Linked DNA regions of Homo sapiens: region 1 is linked to region 2. Evidence: chromatin contacts called from ENCODE Hi-C or POLR2A ChIA-PET data. All regions are on one chromosome and are shown on one strand. Each heading gives the region's core, a stretch centred on a gene start or an enhancer-like site at or near the end of the contact. The rest is flanking DNA. Distances are from core to core; before and after follow the strand shown.

What was found. A loop is a pair of places that touch in the nucleus more often than their neighbours do. ChIA-PET counts read pairs that join two places held with the same protein, here RNA polymerase II (POLR2A). Pooled maps may share reads with other maps.
Region 1: a loop to region 2 is called in a pooled map of psoas muscle, with 2.7 times the contacts of the local background. The contact joins the promoter of SPOCK2 here to the promoter of SLC29A3 in region 2. A Hi-C loop is called at or near these places in 1 of 50 pooled maps. POLR2A ChIA-PET finds 5 or more read pairs at or near these places in 2 of 52 experiments (H1 and activated T-cell).

What each region holds. Positions count from the first base shown.
Region 1 is chr10:72,087,200-72,089,899 of GRCh38, reverse strand. It overlaps SPOCK2 (SPARC (osteonectin), cwcv and kazal like domains proteoglycan 2), which reads left to right and starts at 1,349. Exons shown (of 11, transcript NM_001244950.2): 1 at 1,349-1,760. The coding sequence starts at 1,572.
Region 2 is chr10:71,317,947-71,320,674 of GRCh38, reverse strand. It overlaps SLC29A3 (solute carrier family 29 member 3), which reads right to left and starts at 1,416. Exons shown (of 6, transcript NM_018344.6): 1 at 1,365-1,416. The coding sequence starts at 1,365. LOC124902445 (a long non-coding RNA gene) reads left to right here and starts at 1,012. Exons shown (of 2, transcript XR_007062183.1): 1 at 1,012-1,113; 2 at 1,771-2,706. RefSeq lists a silencer at 1,170-1,619.

The DNA.
Region 1 (2,700 bases), core at 100-2,599, 770 kb before region 2:
GACAGCAAGCCGTGCTCTCTCACTGTACAGCGCCAGGACACACCCAGGAAGAATGCTTTATTACTGTGAGATGAAGACGTCAATGGCCAGGGCCTCACTGCAGCACCACCACTAAATCCAACAGCAAAGGAAACAAGAAAACATGGAAAGGGAGCTATTGTTTTCTGTTTTCCCAACGAGACTCCGGCCTGAGCCACTGAGGCATTCAGAGTTCCCAGATAGGCCAGATTCAGGGTGACAAGGAACCTTGTAAGCTATGTTTTTTCCTACTGATTAAGATTATGTTTTTTAAAGCATTTTAAATTTTTATTTTATTTTTAGATCACAGCAGCTAAGTCTTTTTATAAAAACACAATCTAGGGCTTGGGTCCCAAAAGTTCACTAGGTTTTGTCCCATCAGATGATGTTTCCTCTTTAATGTATTTGTAATGTAAACCTGTCCCCATTTCTGCTGTGCTCTTGGGACTGTGGCCAGCCTCCAGCCTTCCCCGCTGGTATGTCAACATTTAAATCTACAGCCAATAAGGAGGGTCGCAGTTTCAACAAAACCCGAAACACCTCAAACAAAACCAGCACCCCACCCCAGCCCCCCACTCCCCGGCTTCCCCAGTGGCTTATTCAAACTAACTTGAAGTCAAAAAACCATAAGCAAATATGCCTTTTCCAAATTTGCAGCCTCCAAGGCAGATGAAATGGTCAGACATTTGCCTTTTAGGGTTGTCCTGGGAAGAGCTGACAAAACGGGTGACAGCCCCTAAACAGCTGCCTGGGGAGGAGGACATCTGCCTCTGTTTCACCAGCCACTCAGTGCTCAGGCCTTGCCTTGCGCAACGCGGTGCCGCTGGGGAGCAATGGTTCTGAGCAGCCAGTTGTTATACGGCTTTTGTCTTAACGAAGCCACCCATTACGGTAGAGCCATAACTCGCAGGAAGCCAGCTGTCAGGGCTGTGGCGCAGGCCCCTCTGGGTGGGAGGCAAGGGGAGAAAAACAGTGTCTGGCCAAATTCCCTTTCCGACACCTGAGCCTGGCTGGCTTTGTAACCGGAGAGTTTTGTGCCCTCTCCCCCATCCCATCTTCCCCGGGGAGATCCTGGGGCCCTTCTTGCTCTCCATCCTTTGAGGGAGCTCAGGGACATTTCGGGATTCTGGATTTCTTGGTCTGCAACTCCCTGTGTGCCAGGCGGGGCTGGGCCCCGCTGCGGCTGGCTGGCGTTTGGCGCTCTCATCGAGGGAGCGCTTCGCTTTGAAATCTACCCACTCCTTTTTTTTTTTTTTTTTTAAACCAGGTATGATGATGTCAAACGTGATGCTGATGCTACAGTTACAGCCCCTGCTGGCGCAGCCTCTCTGATTCTCTCTCCCTCTCCGCGTCCAGTGCTGGGCTTTTTCAGACAAGTGCATCTCCTAACCAGGTCACATTTCAGCCGCGACCCACTCTCCGCCAGTCACCGGAGGCAGACCGCGGGAGGAGAGCTGAGGACAGCCGCGTGCGCTTCGCCAGCAGCGGGGTGGGAGGAAGGACATTAAAATACTGCAGAAGTCAAGACCCCCCCAGGTCGAACCCAGACCACGATGCGCGCCCCGGGCTGCGGGCGGCTGGTGCTGCCGCTGCTGCTCCTGGCCGCGGCAGCCCTGGCCGAAGGCGACGCCAAGGGGCTCAAGGAGGGCGAGACCCCCGGCAATTTCATGGAGGACGAGCAATGGCTGTCGTCCATCTCGCAGTACAGCGGCAAGATCAAGCACTGGAACCGCTTCCGAGACGTGAGTCCGCAGGGCTGCCAAGGCAGAGACCCGGGGTTGCGGGTTCGGGGATTGAGCTCCGGGGTCTGCGGGAGCGGCCGCCGCACGTCGCAGCCCGAGGCTCCGCAGCCTGGCCGGCTAATTACACGGAAAGTAAACAGTACTGGGGGTCACAGCCCAGCGCCCCTCCCCTGTCCCTGCGGCCCGGGCCGGCGGCCCTGGGACCCCCCAGCCCCGGGACCCCCAGCTCCACACCTGCCCGACGCTCCGGGGTCGCGCGCTCCGGGGTCTCCCCTGCGGGCCGGGAGTGGGAAGGGGTGCGGGGCCGGGGGGACCCGGACCCCGGCTGCCGCTGGACCCCGACCCGGTCCCCAGCTGCGTTGTGCGAGCCGCCCCCGGGCCTGCCCCAGCCGCTGGGATGCTGCAGGCTGCACATACGGGGCACTGCAGCACCGGCAGGTCTGGGTGGGGCCGGCAGTGAGGGTGGCATCGGCTCGCGCGGTGCCCTCTGTTCCCACCGTGGGCTTTGCGGGAGGGGGACAGCATGGGACGGGAGTGTGACCGGGGCTCTGGGTCTGGGGTCCCAGCAGCCTTCTAGGCGAGATGGTGGAAGGCGTGTCCGTACGGGGGTGGGCTGGGGTCCCCGTGCAGAAGGGCGCGCGAGGACCCAGGCTGGTTTTCCCGGACCAACATTTCAGGGGGGAATCCAGCCTGGAGCGAGGGGAGCAGCTCGGAGCCAGAGGAAGGCTCCCGGCCCGGTGGGCTTGAGAAGCCGGGGAGAGTCCAGAAGCTGGGTTTGGGGGCCCCCGGCGGGCGCCGCCCGAACCCCGGCGTAACCTTGGGCCGAACTCCGCGGGGTGGGGGCGGGGGGGTAGCTGCGGCACTTTTGTTTACCGGCACCTGTGGATCAGAGGGGAAGTCGCAGGCGGCGGCCCGGCGGGGCTGGCTCCTTCCTCTCGGC
Region 2 (2,728 bases), core at 167-2,666:
CAGCAAGTCTATTTTAAACTCCCCTGGTTAGCAGAGCCCCTCCCCAGCCTGGATTCGCATGGAGGCCAGCATTAACAAGCTCACTGTCTGGAAGCTCACTGTGTGGAAAATCGCTTTTTCCACATGCACCCACTCATAGAGGAAAAGCCATGTGAAGGCACAGCAAGAAGGAGGCTGTCTGCAAGCCAGGAAGAGAGCCCTCATCAGAAACCAAATCAACCAGCACCTTGATCTTGCCCTTCCCAGCCTCCAGATCCATGAGAAACAAATTTTGTTTAAGCCACCCAGTCTATGCTATTTTGTCTGGCACAAAATGGTACAAATGTAACAAGCTCACTTGTTACATTTTAAAAATTAGTGTTTAAAATGTAAAAAATAATCATGACCCACCCACATAGAACAAGAGAGAACCGGCAAGTGGTTCTTTCCAGAGGCTCCAGCTACCTGTGGGGGCGGCTAGAAGGTCCACCAGCCCTGTCACTCAGGACCACACCTGGCTAGGGCCCCCTTCTCAGTTCCTAGCGTCTATTTGTCAAGGCTTGACTGAGCTTCTGAAGAAGGAGCCAGGAATTTTCTCTAACCAGGGTCACAGGCCAGGGCACTGGAGTGAGCAAAGTCTTATTAGTCTTTATAAAAGCTAGCTGCTGGCTTCTGGATTAAAAAATAAAGAGAAAGGCAGGCAAGGAAGTGCCCAACCTTCCCCAAAACAAGCTGGCTGTGGCCTGGAACGTGCTCCTGGGTCACCTGCGGGAGCCCGGCCATGCACAGACAGACAGCCCCACACAAGGAGGCAGGCACTGCTGGGGCCGCGGCAAAACCTCATCTGGGCTGGGAAGCCTGGGTGCTGGTTCCAAGGAGGTTCCTGACTCTGGCTAGGTGGCTCGCCCCTCTGTGCCTCGATCTCCTGGGCTGTGAACCGGGGTGGGGAGCTGGTAGGGCTAACCTGTGGGAAGGCACTGGGAAGCGCAGGGCACCGCCTACTGGCCGCGGCAGAACCGGCTTTGCGGTGTAAACAGCCCCAGCCTCAGGCCCCGCAGCTGGGACCGAGAGAATCAGCCACCGTCTGGATACTTCGGGCCGACGGGTCCATACCAGGCCCCCACCATACAGGCGGTGAGGTCCAGTCTCAGGGAGGAGGAGGGGAGAGGATTTGGGGAAGAGAAGATAGAGACCCAGAAAGAGGGGTGGCAGAGAGCAAGGAGAGAGAGGAGGGACGGTGGGGAAGGGACCACGGATGGGGTAGGGTCCTGCGGCTCCCCTGGCAGCCCGCAGCCGCCCCCAGGGCCCGGGAGGGAGGTCGCTGAGCGCGAGTCTGGGGGCGGCCGGGACCGTAGCCGGAAGAGCCCGAGCCGGCCCGCACTTACTGTCGCCGCTGCGCCACGCCGCCGCTGCCTCCGGCGCACGGCCAGGACCACTGGGCTTGGCAGGCGGCAGGCGGGCTCCTCCCCCGGCCCCGCCCCGCCCCTCGCGGCAGCACGCCGCCGCTTCCCCGTTTGCAAACACGCTTTTTTCCTTTGTCTTCTGCCGGCGCGCCGGGGCTCCCCCTTCTGGCGCTGAGCTGGGGCCTGCGTGCGCCCATTTTATAGGAGAAAAAGTGAGTCACCCAGTCTTAAACGCACTGCCCATGCTTGCGATGGGTGCGCTGCGCATCAGGCCTTTTGGTTGCTGCTCCTTCTTTACCTTGGAGCCAGACCCCACTGTCTCAGACCTCCCCTTTAGCTACTATAACCTGCACCCCAGGACTCAAAGGAGCCCTCATCTTGTCCCCAGGCCGCTGCAGAGACCCCTCTCCAAAGGCCGCTTCTACCCTTACCGGCTGCCGCTGCTCTGGAGGTGAAGCGGGACCCACACCCGGACTGAACTGGGCCTCCCAGGCCAGGCAGCTATTTTCAGTAGACCCAGAACATGGCAGTCAGCAATTCCAGCCCTCACACTTGACCTCAGCCATAGCGTGTAACACACAGCTGCCGCGTGTTCTTTAAGAAAGCAGGGGCCGGGCGCGGTGGCTCACGCCTGTAATCCCAGCACTTTGGGAGGCCGAAGCAGGCGGATCACCTGAGGTCGGGAGTTTGAGACCAGCCTGGCCAACATGGCGAAACCTCGTCTCTACTGAAAATACAAAAGTAGCCGGGCATGGTGGTGCGTGCCAGTGATCCCAGCTATGTGGGAGGCTGAGGCAGGAGAATCGCTTGAACCCGGGAGGCGGAGATTTCAGTGAACCGAGATGGTGCCACTGCACTCCAGCCTGGAGCCTGGGCGACAGAGCAAGACTCCATCTCAAAAAAAAAAAAAAAAAAAAAAAGGCGGAAACCTTCCTGACTCCCGGTCCTGGCCCAGTTGGCCTATTCAGAGCGGGGATCTGGATGCTTCACAGGGCCTGAAGATCTGTGACCATGGATAGTAAATTCTTGCAGTTGCCATCCCAGGGCTCAGGGGTGCCACAGAACCCATTGAGGCTGTCAGTGTGTGGACAGGTTCTCAGAACATCCCCACTCCCTGCCCCAGCCTCTCATTTTATAACCACCATTCCCCAAACACTGGCCTGATCATAAAAGTCTCGAGTACACATCCAGATTCTGGGGACCTCTCCCCAGGAGGGTTGCTGCCACTCCCCAATCCCTGAGGGTGGTGCTGTATCTGCTTTGTTTGCTCTTCCCTCATCGTGGGCACATAATTTGTGTTCAATAAATACCTGGATTAATACAACCCATCACTCAGGGGGTGCAGA